Linked DNA regions of Homo sapiens: all the other regions are linked to region 1. Evidence: chromatin contacts called from ENCODE Hi-C or POLR2A ChIA-PET data. All regions are on one chromosome and are shown on one strand. The core of a region is the stretch at or near the end of the contact, and the rest is flanking DNA. Distances in the headings are between cores, read along the strand shown.

What was found. Hi-C counts contacts between places; a loop is a spot of excess contacts on that map. ChIA-PET counts read pairs that join two places held with the same protein, here RNA polymerase II (POLR2A). Pooled maps may share reads with other maps.
Region 2: a loop to region 1 is called in a map of naive thymus-derived CD4-positive, alpha-beta T cell, with 6 times the contacts of the local background. The contact joins the enhancer-like site here to the promoter of RAB3GAP1 in region 1. A Hi-C loop is called at or near these places in 3 of 168 maps with a recorded cell type or tissue (CD4-positive, alpha-beta memory T cell, OCI-LY7 and naive thymus-derived CD4-positive, alpha-beta T cell), 11 of 37 single-sample maps with no recorded cell type and 12 of 50 pooled maps. POLR2A ChIA-PET finds 5 or more read pairs at or near these places in 1 of 52 experiments (OCI-LY7).
Region 3: a map of CD4-positive, alpha-beta T cell shows a loop between it and region 1 (7-fold over the local background). The contact joins the enhancer-like site here to the promoter of RAB3GAP1 in region 1. A Hi-C loop is called at or near these places in 5 of 168 maps with a recorded cell type or tissue (CD4-positive, alpha-beta T cell, CD4-positive, alpha-beta memory T cell, CD8-positive, alpha-beta T cell and 2 more), 2 of 37 single-sample maps with no recorded cell type and 13 of 50 pooled maps. POLR2A ChIA-PET finds 5 or more read pairs at or near these places in 1 of 52 experiments (activated naive CD4-positive, alpha-beta T cell).

What each region holds. Positions count from the first base shown.
Region 1 is chr2:135,050,548-135,054,917 of GRCh38, forward strand. It overlaps RAB3GAP1 (RAB3 GTPase activating protein catalytic subunit 1), which reads left to right and starts at 1,745. Exons shown (of 24, transcript NM_012233.3): 1 at 1,745-1,778; 2 at 1,883-1,938. The coding sequence starts at 1,761. RefSeq lists an enhancer at 2,318-2,457.
Region 2 is chr2:136,379,949-136,384,318 of GRCh38, forward strand. No RefSeq gene overlaps it. Among named protein-coding and RNA genes, the nearest start is that of CXCR4, 260 kb to the left of the region's middle. Within about 2 kb of position 2,348, at least 8 of the 41 ENCODE cell types and tissues checked have a DNase peak (open chromatin) inside an H3K27ac peak, as active enhancers do; they include OCI-LY7, where a contact is called at or near this core.
Region 3 is chr2:136,130,890-136,135,259 of GRCh38, forward strand. No RefSeq gene overlaps it. Among named protein-coding and RNA genes, the nearest start is that of CXCR4, 15 kb to the left of the region's middle. Within about 2 kb of position 2,087, at least 11 of the 41 ENCODE cell types and tissues checked have a DNase peak (open chromatin) inside an H3K27ac peak, as active enhancers do; they include CD4-positive, alpha-beta T cell, CD8-positive, alpha-beta T cell and natural killer cell, where a contact is called at or near this core.

The DNA of each region.
Region 1 (4,370 bases), core at 495-2,994:
AGAGAAAGTCTTCACAGAAGAGCAAATATCCAAGCTGAAACTTGAAGGACAAATTTTACCAGGTAAACTATAGACACAAGGACATTGCAGATTCTAAACGACAGCATGTCCAGAGGAAAGAGAAAGCACAGGATGTCGAAAACATTGTAGGTGCATGTTAAAAGAGGCTGTCTATTAAAAGAGAGTGGCAGACACAAAAGATGTGCTGCTCAGACCTCCCTTAAAGAAAGACTCACTGCCCAGCTGTAAGGCGTGTGGTTAGATGAACAGCCTACGGCTGTTGGGTTTATCAGGTTTGTCTAACTGTTGAGCCAAGGACCTGCTATTCTTGGAGTGCTTCCTCCAGCCAAAAACTGAGCAAACAGTGATAGCCAAGGCCACTGTTTTCTTGGGGAGATCCTGGCCAATGATTGACGGAGCAAGGCAGTAGTACAAGGGGCTACGCATTTCCTGATGCATAATTTTTGCCCTAGCACTTCCAGTTGGACTTCAGAGACTTCGCCAGCTTGGAATTGTAGTGTCTGCTTTTTTAGAGCACCAGTCTGAAAAAAAAATAGTGAAAAAGCAAGCTGCAGAGTGGGAGAAGGTATTTGCTACATATATAAACAATATAAAGCTCAGATGCAGAATATATATAAATAACTTGAAGGTGTTAAAATAAAGACAAGGCCAGGCACAGTGGCTCACACCTGTAATCCCAGCACTTTGGGAGGCCGAGGGGGGCGGATCACAAGGTCAGGAGATCGGGACCATCCTGGCCAACATGGTGAAACCCCATCTCTACCAAAAATACAAAAATTAGCTGGGTGTTGTGGCGCATGCCTGTAATCCCAGCTACTCGGGAGGCTGAGGCATGAGAATCACTTGAACCCAGGAGGCAGAGATTGCAGTGAGCCGAAATCGCGCCACTGCACTCCAGCCTGGCGACAGAACCGAGGTGGGCAGATCATGAGGTCAGGAGATCGAGACCATCCTGGCTAACACGATGAAACCTCATCTCTACTAAAAATACAAAAAATTAGCCGGGCGTGGTGGCGAGCGCCTGTGGTCCCGGCTACTCGGGAGGCTGAGGCAGGAGAATGGCGTGAACCCGGGAGGCGGAGCTTGCAGTGAGCCAAGATCGTGCCACTGCACTCCAGCCTGGGCGACAGAGCAAGACTCCGTCTCAAAAAAAAAAAAAAAAAAAAAAAAAAAAAAAAAAAAATGAAGCGTTTGTTGAACACCATGTTGCTCTTCCCAGAAACCAGGTAACTAGTATGATTTTATTTCAGGACAATCAACTGAGCAACTTCTTGCAGGGTCAGGGGCAGAGGGTAGAAGTGGTATTACAGCACCTAGTTTATTGCCTTACAATCAATAAATAGAGGGTGAATGAAAAGAAACCCAATAGTTAAAGTGTAAGCTAATTGGTACTAACTACAAATATGGGTTGAATGAAAACAAACCCAACATGCTTTAGGTTTTTTAATACAATCTTATCCACATGAGTTTAGGGTCTTGTCCTATCACCTTGGCTTCTGTTCCCTTTCTGTATTCATCACAGGAAATTTTCAAGTTTTATGAAACCAGCTAGAGCGGAGTTTTATTAACCAGCTGAGGGCGGACTAAAGACTTAACAGACCTGGGCGAAGAAGCAGCACTCCTACTTACTAGGGCAAGACTCATGAACAGGGGGCGGGGGCTCCGGGGGCGGGGACGCGCCCCGTTCTCTTTCGCTCTTCTTCCCGGCAGCCTTAGCGCCAGGCCCGGCGCTCCTCAAGATGGCTGCCGACAGTGAGGTGATTTCTTTGCTCCCTACTTAATCCTTGTCACTATCTAAATTCGTTCCTCATGTCTTCGCCTTGGGGCTTAATTTCTTTTTCTCTCCTTCCCCTTCCCGCAGCCCGAATCCGAGGTATTTGAGATCACGGACTTCACCACTGCCTCGGAATGGGAAAGGTGAGTGAATCGCATTTTTGGTTACCAGCTCCCATGGGCCCTGGCGTCCCCTAGCCGCTTCCCTGACCCCAGACACACCACAAGTGACGCCACTTGTGCGGGAACGGTAATACCGTGGGTCCCGGGTCTCCTCCCCCAGTCTTCTTTGGTCAACCGCAAGCCTCTTCCGCGTCTCGCGTCTGGCAACACCCGGCCCGCCCCCGTCAGCCAATCCCTGAGGCTCAGGCTCTCAGAAAGTTTTGTTTTCTCTCCTGTCAGACCGCTTCCCTTAGACTTTGGTTTTCTGGTTGTTACCCACTCGCAAGAAAAATTTCCGAGGCTGCAACAACCGTTCCGGTTTTCATTACCGTTTAACTCATTATCGTAAGCAGTAAACTTGGTAGGTTGTGCCGCACCTCATCCCGTGTACGTTGGTATACCCTTTTCAGGAGGAAGTCTTTCTTCAGAGTATTGGTAGTTGTCCATCTGTCACACTCCCACCATCTCCATGCTGTCTTTAATTTTTTATTTTTATTTATTTTTGGAGACAGAGTCTCAGTCTGTCCGCCCAGGCCGGAGTGCAGTGGCGAGGTCATAGCTTACTGCGGCCTCGAACTCCTAGGCTCAAGTGAAGCTCCCGCTTTAGCCTCGGGAGGAGCTGGGACCACAGGCACGCGCTATTACGCCCAACTAATTTTTTAAAGATCTCGCTGTGTTGCCCAGGCTAGTCTTGAACTCCTGGGCTCAAGCCTGGGCCGCCCAAAGTGCTGAGATTACAGGCGTGAGCCTCCGCCCATCCTGTCTTTTAGAATAACCTTTTTAAAAAGTCTGCATATGGTTTTGGAATGCTTTGATTTAAGTTGTTACATTAAAGTGGGTACTGTGCCCAGGCTTCCTGTGCCTGTCAAATTCAGATGAACAGCTGTCTGGGTGAAACTGTTCTATTACTGAAATTAGTTGAAAGCCAAGTTTGTGGAGGAGTGATAGCTTAGATCGAGAAGGTTTCTGTTAAGTGTCACAGAAACCCTTCAGTTTCCTGGGTGTTGAAGTCAGTGTTTACGCTGTTACAGCATTTTATAATCTTTCTGGTTGGGAGAGGAAATTTGTGGATGTCGTGTCATTAGGTGGCACAGGAAAATATAAAAGGTCCTTGTTGGAATAATAGTTAGACCTGTGGTACCCTTCATAAAAGTGTCAGTAAGACATAACCACACTGGCAAGACTTCATTGAGTAGGTACTGGGTGTCCAGAGCTATATACAAAGGGAAAAGCAGAAACTTGACCCATATATTTTTAAAAAACAACAAACAGCAAATAGTTAAAATGTAAGCCAGTTGGTACTACCTGTAAAAATAATAATTAAAATAATTATTATTTAAATAGGGGTGATATTGTGGACTACAATAGTTGGAGATATTTTCATAGAAAAGATAGGAAATGAGCTGGGCCTTGAAAGTGGGAAGTGGTTGGTTAAACATGAGAATGGACTGACATGGGTAGAGACATAGGTGAGAATGAATCTTTGAAGGGACTGAATGAAGAAATATATCTTCACTAGAGTGAAGACTGTCTATTGAAGGGAAATAAATAAGGTTAACAAGGAAGACGGGATTGGGTTATGGACATCTTCCCAAACTAAATACAGGAATCCAGATTCAGTATTCCTATGACCAGTGATTCTCATACTTTAATGTACATCAGAGTCTTAGATTGCTGGGCCCCATCCTCAGAGTTTCTGATTCTGTAGGTCTGAGGTGGGACTGAAAATTTTGCTTGTGTAACACGGTCTCAGGTAATTCAGATGCTGCTGGTCAGGAGACCACACTTAGAAAGAACCACTGCTTAAGACAATAGTGAGAGACCCTTCGTTTTAGAGTGGCCAGGTGATATGATGAAAGTGGTTTTAGGACATGATGTAGAATAATGGTGGGAGACTTAACTTGATTCATAATTAGGATGGTGATTTGTGGACTGGAATACAAAGGGAACCTAGAAGGGAGGATTGTAACATATTTCAGAGAAGATTTAGGTAATAAACTTGATGATACGTTAAAAGTGGGAAAAATCAAATGTGAACTGTAGTTTTTTGCCTGTAAGAATGAATGTAAGGAAGTGTCAAAGTGAGAAGATTTGAACCTGTTGATTTTGAAATAATTTGATGTCTTGAAGGTAGTTAGAAAAATGTAATTCAAATCTTGGAGGGTGGGGTAGGGAAACATCAGTTTTGAATGGAAAAATGATCACTTTCCCCTAGTTAAAAATATCCTGAAGTGGAATATTAAGTCCTTTAGCTTTGCATATGGAAATAATTATTAACACCGTTATAAGAACTATTGCAAAGTAGAAAATTTGGTTTTTGGCTTTTACACTGTAGTGTGCATTTTACAATTCATGAGAGAAAATGTTAAGACTTTGAAGTCTCAAACCTTGAGTTTAATTTTAAATGAAAGATC
Region 2 (4,370 bases), core at 1,098-3,597, 1.3 Mb after region 1:
TGAACTCTAGTCCATTATAAAGAGATTAAAATAACATGCTGTGATTTTACCACCCAAAGGTTAGGCAATTCAAAAGCCAGAGCAAGCATGTGATGATTAAAAAGCATGGCAGAAAATTGTCAATAGCTTTGGAGATTTCATCCATACATTAAAAGACCTGTTTCGTGTTCTATTGGATCAATATGGCTCCAACGCTAGCACATTCACCTCTTGTTTAATTTGCCATTTAAAAATTTTGGTTAGTCCAATGACTCTAAACAATTCCAATGCAAAGAATAAATAAGCAGAACAGCAAATCAAACTGGATTTGTGGGCACAATTATATAGTAAGAACTCCAGAGCTGGAAGTAGAACTCTAATCACAGATTAGAATACAAATGTTTGCTTGTACATCGTACGCAGGCTCTACTATCTGCTGAATATAAATGGCTCCCTGATCGAACCTCTAGCCTGCATCGGGTGGGAAGGTAAGAGCTGGGTTTTGCTTTGCAAAATCTTAAGTCTCACCAAGAGAATCAGGGAGGCAGCCAATTGTAGTGGCAAATACGCAAAGCTTTGGAGTCAGGAAGTTATTTATTCTCTGGCTCTCGTTTTTATTATGTATTTAGTTTTTTGAGACAGGGTCTCGCTTTGTCACCCAGGCTAGAGTGAGTGGTGCGATCACAGCTCACTGCAGCCTTGACTTTCCGGGCTCCAGTAATCCTCCCACCTCAGCCTCCCAAGTTGCTGGGACAAAGATGCACACCACCACGCCTGGCTAATTTTCATATTTTTTTGGTAAAAATGAGGTTTTGCCATGTTTCCCAGGCTGGTCTCGAACTCCTGGCCTCAAGTGATCCACCTGCCTCGGCCCCCCAAAGTGCTGGGATTACAGGCGTGAGCCACTGTGCCCAGCCTGGATCTCATTTTTTAAAACCTGTAAATCTGGGACAATGCAACCTACTGCATGGAGTGGTTTTAGGGGTCAAGTAAAAATGGCCGGCAAGGCACAGAGTAGATGCTTGATATATAGCAGCTTTTCTTTCTTTCTTTCTTTTTTGAGATGGAGTTTCGTTCTTGTTGCCCAGATTGGAGTGCAATGGCATGATCTTGGCTCACCACAACCTCTGCTTCTCAGGTTCAAGCGATTCTCCTGCCTCAGCCTCCTGAATAGCTGGGATTACAGGCATGCGCCACCATGCCTAGCTAATTTTTGCATTTTTAGTAGAGACAGGGTTTCTCCATGTTGGTCAGGCTGGTCTCAAACTCCCGACATCAAGTAATCCCCTCCCACCTTGGCCTCCCAAAGTGCTGGGATTACAGGTTTGAGCTATCATGTCTGGCCCCCTATAGCAGCTATTCTTAAGTCTCCAGCTTCAGAGGGCTGGGGCCAGGAGAGGTTAAGAGGTGAACATCCATATTTACAGCCTTCATGTTTGGGGCCTTCTTCTCCCTCCTAAGGTTTTTCTGTGTTAAAATGCAAGTACATGTGCCCCTGGTGGAGAAACTCCCCGGGCTATAAAATTTTTACTACAGAATTGACAGAAATGGTCCCTGTAGATTTGGCTGAAATAAGATGTGCTTGAATTGTAAAGGGATGCCCCATATTTGGGGTAGGTGCTGTGCTAGTCACAGTCAATGTGCTTGTCAGGTGCATCCCCCTAGAAAACCAGCTGAGTTTGGTGTGAAGATAATTGGGAGGAGGAGAGTTTGGGTTCAGGGAGGAAAGGCCTGGTGGGGGCCTGCAGTGGATGGGAGAGCAAGAAAGAAGGGGCGTGGAGAAAAGTAGGGAGGCAGGTGTGGGGGTGCTAGAGGTTGTTACTTCCTGAAGTTGGGTCCCTCTGGGTGGAATGCCTTTCAGTGACCAGGGGCCACCTGTCCCACCATGTGACTCCATTGCTCAAGGAGCGTCCAGTGGAATAAGTGAGAATCTGAAGCAGAGAAAAATCATCCAGCAGCCATGTGATGAGTATGTAGGGGAGAGTTGAGGCTATGTGGTCAGCTTCGGTCCCGAGTTAGAATCAGATCTGTGACTTCAAGCAGAGTGACCCTGAGCTGGTTATCCAACTAATTCGTGACTTAGGCCTTCTGATAAACTGGGCTTCATAATATACTCATCTCACAGGGCTGGTGTGAGGATCGGCAGGGGTCATGTGAGGAAGCACTTAGCAGAGTCTAGCAAGCACTTAAATAGCAACTAGCGTCATGACAAAGCTTTATGCTCTGGATGCCCTTGACGGGGCTTTTAGCTGTGTGACCTTCAAGAAGTCACCTGCTCTTTCTGAGACTCAGTTGCTTCAGCCCTTTAAAAACAGAAACAAACACAGCCGACCACAGGGTGTGTATGGATCTGAATGAGTACAGACAAAGTCACTCATTGCAGGACTGAGTAGGAGGCAGGGTGCTGGGATTGGTGGGTTTAGGGAGGTCTGGGAGGGCCCTGAAGCTCAAGAGAAGTTTGTTTGGAAAGAAAAGCATCTTCCGTTTTGACTGAGAGGAAATGGGGAGGGGATGTGGTGCAGCGTCAAAGGCAGGGTCTGCTGACGAAACTTGGTGGTGGTGTTTCTCAAACAGAAATAGGACATTCTCACTCTCCGTGACACTCAAACTCCAAAGTTTCGGCCTGGGTGGTGGTTGCACCTGTCACTGACGACCTCACTTGACTTTGAGTTAAGCTGCCCAGGCAGCCAGAGCAACTGTGCCCTGGAAGGCGGCCCTGCCATCAGACAGACATGTTTTTCATATATTCCTGATTTTCATGTAGTAGTTCACTGGACATTTACTGCACACCTACTATATGCTAGGTGCAAGGGATTCAGCAGTGAATAAAACAGTTGCAGGTCTTGCTCTCAAAGACCTTTCAGTCCTGCAGGAGACAGAGGCAATAGAGAAAGAACAGCTTACTTGCATGTATAATTAAGATTTTTGCTGTGACGTTAAAGTTCAGAATGCTGTGAGACTGTACAATGGGGCAAAACCTAATTTAGATTGGGAGACCAGCAAGATAAATGAAACAGGAATGGAGTTCAGATGAGAGATGAAATAACACTGGACTGAAGTGGAGACAGGCTTTCTTTTTTCCTCAAACACCTCCCTTCACATCCAGGCATAGACCACTGGAAAAGTAGTTGCCCTGCTTCCTGATATTACTGTCCTCTAAATACACACACTTTGTGTACCCCCTCCATTCATTTCCACCCCGTCAGTCATTCTTGCCTGTATAAATTTCAACTTTAGCCACAGCCCTGGCCTCACTTCTTATAAAGCCTGCTTCACTCTTCAGTTCTCCAAGTTCTCTCTTCCTTTAGGCCTTTTTTTTTTTTTTTCAGGGTGGTCTGGACTGCTCTTTCAACCTGATTCTATTTGCCCATGTGGCATGTTTTGTTAATCCCATGGCCATACGTATGCTGGCATGTCTATAGTCCATCTGTGCAAATAGATGATACGTAGCATTTCCTCAACCAGAATACTGAGGAGCCTATGCAAATGAGCCATAATAGATCTTATCCTTCAGCCTGCTCACTTGAATGAGTTAAAACTGAGATACAGAGTAGTTAAAGGGGCCCACCAGTCACTGGACGAGAGTCTCAGACTATGATCATGTCTTGTTATTTTATCTTTATATCTCTTCAGGGCATTTGTTCCAGAGTCAGAATGCAATAGATGTTTTCTCTTTGATTGTTTATTCCTCGAGTTGGCCCATACATGTACTATCCCCTGTTCTTCCATTACTCATTTCAAGCAGTAGCTGTAGCATCTGTATTATTTAGCTCCTCTGTATGACTTGATTATCTTATCTGTCAAATGGGTATAGTAATTCAAATCAACAAACATTTATTCAATACTTACTATATCTCAAGGACTTTGCAAAGCTTTGGCGGGGGGCGGGGGTGGGTGCTGCAATAAGCCTGTTAAGATAGATCTGTACTCTTGCCTTAAGGAAACACACAGTGGTAGAACTTGGTAAAGGAATAACTACACTATAGCAAAAATGTCTATAATAAAGGAATATGCAACATATGGGAACACAGAACAGAGTAACTATTGCCTGGGGTAAGTGGAAAAGCTCATTAACACCTTCTCTACTTACCTTGAGTTTGCATTATGAGATTCTAATGAGATCATGCAGTGAAAGTGTGATGAAAAATGGAAAGGATTGTGCATGAAAACTACTAACCAAATGGATGGCAGTGTGATATGGGAGACTTTGGAGAGAGGTGAAAGAAGAAAGTGGTGGCTGCGACAAGAGGTTTGGACAGCATCTGTTCTGATGAACCAGTAAGTCTTACACACAGATAAAATTCAGAGGCATGGCTATAGACCATCTGAGCTACAGCCACCCCAGCTTTAAATTAAGATTTTGGCCACAGGAATGACCCAACCTCTTCATT
Region 3 (4,370 bases), core at 837-3,336, 1.1 Mb after region 1:
TCAGACCCATTTTCTCTTTCCTTCTTGGCCTCAGATTATGTTTCTGGCCCTTCGGTTACTTACCAGTGGCTCATCTCAAACATGCTCTTCCACAGTTGGGTTTTTGGGTGATTTACTGGAAAGGGGAATGTGGGGGGTAAGGTGAGCTCATCACTGACCTTTGACTCTGTCAGGTGGTGCAGGCTGGTTCTCAATCTGTGAGCAGTGGACCCCAAGGGAAGTTATTGTGAAGGGTCTAAATACCCCCAAGTGCCAAATCTTCCTGTAGATTGAATATATAATGTGCTACAATTTTTGAAATGCATGTGGATGCTATTGTGATTCATAAAATATGGAATTGGTTTGGAAGTGTCTTGAATTCATAGGAGTTTTGTGTGTGTGTGTGTGTGTGTGTGTGTGTGTGTGTGTGTGTGTGTGTTTAAGAATGTTGTTTGGGCCGGGCACGGTGGCTCATGCTTGTAATCCCAGCACTCTGGGGGGCTGAGGTGGGTGGATCACCTGAGGTCAGGAGTTTGAGACCAGCCTGGCCAACATGGTGAAACGCCATCTCTACTAAAAATACAAAAAATAGCTGGGTGTGGTGGCAGGCGCCTGTAATCCCAGTTACCCAGTAGGCCGAGGCACGAGATTCGCTTGAACCTGGGACACGGAGGTTGCAGTGAATCAAGATTGCACTACTGCATTCCAGCCTGGGTGAGAGAGTAAGACCCTGTCTCAAAAAAAAAAAAAAGAAAAAAAAAAGCCAAAAACGAATGTTGTTCGTCAACAGACATTACCACACTACCAGCACGATTGGCTTTCATCTGGTGGTTCATGAAACTTTGTGGTTGTTAAAAGTGATCTTCATGTTCCGCAGAGGAAAGGCAGCCCTAAAGGGAATACAGTTTTTGTCTGGTGCCCAGAGCCTATCTACCCCTACTTGGGCTGCCAGAGAGTGGAGCTTGGGACACGACCAGTGTGGAATAGGATGGAAAAAATATTTCTCTGTACACTGATCACCACACTGCTTGCAGCAGGGAGCTATCAACCGAGAACCAACTACATAAGGGGGTTGTTATTTGTGGAGGAGCTTTCAGGTCCTCTAAACCTACCTCCCACTCTCGGCAGGAATCCCTTATAGAACCTCCCTGTGGGATGAACGTTAGCTTGGCCCTGATCCCTGCATTAACAGGTAGCGCTGTTTACTATAAAGTAAATTCAGATTCCAGGACCTCCACCTTGGTTGTTTCTGATTTGGCAGGGTTGGGGCGGGGCTTTGAGCATTCGCCTTTTCAAATAATGCTCGAGGTGATTCTGATGTCAGCCAGAGTTGAGAGAGAAGATTGTTATGAAAGGACACAAATACCTCATCACGGTGCTTTTTGTTTGTGAAGTGCTCACTAAGGCGTGAACAGCGTCATGGTGGGGCTCCTGCAGGCTTTATATTTATACCCCGTTTCTTATTTCTCACACCCACTCTGGTAGATAGATCCCTATTTCAAAAATGAGTGAATTAGGGTTCAGGGAAGTGAAACCTGTGTGCCGGCTGGGGACTGACAGTTGGAACCCCAATGTACAAATGAAACCAGGGAACAGTGGGTGTGACGAGCACTTGAGGAGCGACAGAGAGTTATGACCTCGAACCCACAAGTGAGACTGCAAACACAAGTAGGTGGGAGCCCAGCGGCAGGAGACTGACACTGCTGGAATCAGGGAGGGGGCAGTGCTGTTTAAGAGCTTCTGACACACTCAGTTCCTCCCTTCATCCTAAGAGACCTGGGCTCACTAGCAGAGGGGCTTTGGCAAGTTACTTGATGGATTAGGGCCTCAGTTTCTTCATCTGTGAAGTGGAGATAATAATAGTGCCTGCCTCCTGCTGCAAGTCTAGTCATCAGTATCATCAACATTGGTGGTACACCTGCTGGGTACCAGTCCTGGGGTGGGCGTGCTCCTCTCTAGAAGATAAAAGCCCATATAGAGACTATGGTGGAAGGAGCAGGACAAGAGAATCAGAAGCTCACCTCATTCTTAATGTGAAGAGACATTAAGATCAGGAAAGCCAGATGCTTGATGTTCTCTCTCATACCCATAGCAGATGGGTGCCTCACTGGGTTCCCCCAGAAGCTGATGGTGAGCAGGGGGGTGGCAGCCACTTTTATTTTCTCTTTTCTTTTCTTGTCTTCTTTTCTTTTCTTGGATCTTACTCTGTCACCCAGGCTAGAGTGCAGTAGTGTGAGTATGGCTTATTGCAGCCTTTAACTCCTGGGCTCAAGCAACCCTCCTGTCTCATCCTCCTAAGTAGGTGGGACTACAGGTGTGTGCCACCATGCCCAGCTAATTTTTGTTGTAGAGATGGGGTCTCACTCTATTGCCCAGGCTGGTCTTGAACTCCTGGCCTCAAGCAATCCTCCTGCCTCAGTCTCCCAAAGTGCTGTGATTGCAGGTGTGAGCCACTGCACTCAGCCAGCAGCCACCCATTTCTTACAGCTGCTCCAGTGTGAGGGGGTAACAAAAGGCTGCTTTCAAGGCAGCAGCCCAGCCCCCATGTTTCCTGCCTGGTCCCTGAGGAGTGCACAAGTGATCAGGAGAGATTCTTCTTTTGGTCACAGGGATCTTAATGATCACTGGGACTTGGGCTGTTTAAGATGTCACTTAGAAGTTCAAATCTACTTCCAGATGGCTTCCAAGCGAGGGATGGCCTCTACAGTGAGGCCAATCATGTGGTATATTCTTACCTAAGTGGGCCTTGCTGCCCTGCACAATGGCATCTCGGCCCATGGGCCAGCCTCGTAAGGTCTTTAAACCTATGACCACCAGGTGATCTTCTCTGGGGAGCAGCAGAACTTCCATGAGTCTGTCCAGGGATCTTATTTAGAGATGAGTCATACTTTTCTACGCTGTCAGCTCTAGGTTGAAGTAGAATGTACCAGCAACAGACTAGGATGACCTCGCAGCTAGCTGTCCATAGGAATACACCTCTTCTTTCTTCCAACCTCTCAGTTTCCTGGCGTTTCCTCTAAGTTAATGTCTTGCTAGAATGGTTTGAGTTGACATTAACTGTCTGCTATGTTTTATGCAGCACATGGCCACCTACCAAGTGGCACTTTCCATTTTGGGTATGGGGAGCAGGGTATATTTTATACCTCCAATCCCATTGTTCTTTATGAATCTTTGTTCCTTCACCCCTCACTTCCCAAATCGATCACTTTGCTTCTTGATTATGATATCCCTGTGGGTGAACCCGTAGATAGCAGAAACTGAGCTGTCTCTGCTGTTGATAATTTTAGCTCTTCTTGGAACTCCTTTCTTTTTGCAAATGCCAACCAGGTGTCCCCAAGTAAGAGATGATACTTGTTTGTTTGGTAAAGGCACCCAGATAAGAAGAGTCAGAATGAACAGCTCCAAAAGAGAAGTGGTTTCCTCGGTCACCGACTCACCACATTAAACATTCACCCTGGCTCACTGTCTGAAATGAGTCAGTGGTCCTTTCAGAATTCCCTTTACAACAGTGTTTCAAAGAAATCTGTGACTGAGGTTGCAAATCATTTTTTCTTCACTGCAGCTGACTATTTTGCATTTTCCCAAGGTGAAACTCAGCCTGTCTTTTCAGGTGTTGAGAAAGAGAGTCAAAACTTCAAAGTTGAGGGGGTGGGGGTGCGGGGTGGGGGACCCAGCTACCAAAGGGAAGCCCGAAAGCACTCTTTTCAAGGATAGGAAAACACTCACCAACGTCAGATTCTAACACTGAGCTGAGTGGTTTGCTATGTGCAGCTTTCTAGTGGCTTGGATTTTTCTTTCCTAATTTTTTTTTAAACCATCATCCTCTGGTTGCCATCATCCTCTTAGCATTCCTGACCTCCCAGAGTTTGGCCTCACTTGATTTACCGAATATTACCTTCCGGCTCCTTTTTATCAAAGGCCATTGCTATATCCATGGTGGTCTCCTCCCTGACCTCACTTCACACAGATTGCAGCAGTGATTTTTCTTTCCTTTCTTTTCTTTTTTGAGACAGTGTGTTGCTCTGTTGTCTAGGCTGGAATGCAGAGGCATAATCATGGCTCACTGCAGCCTCTGCCTCCTGAGTCAAGTGATCCTCCCACCTTAGTCTCTCGAGTAGTTAGGACTACAGACACAGGCCACCATGCCCGTCTAACTTTTATTTTTTTGGAGACAAGATCTCGAGATGTTGCCCAGGGTGTCTCGAACTCCTGGGCTCAAGCCATCCTCCCACCTTGGCGGCCTCCCAAAGTGCTGGGATTTCAGGCGTGAGCCTCCACGCCTGGGCCAGGAGTGATTTTTCTATGGGAGTTATTATCCACTCATTTCTGCACCACCTTCTGCATTGATAGAAATCCTTTTCATCTTAGAGCCCATTTTCCATCCCATGTCC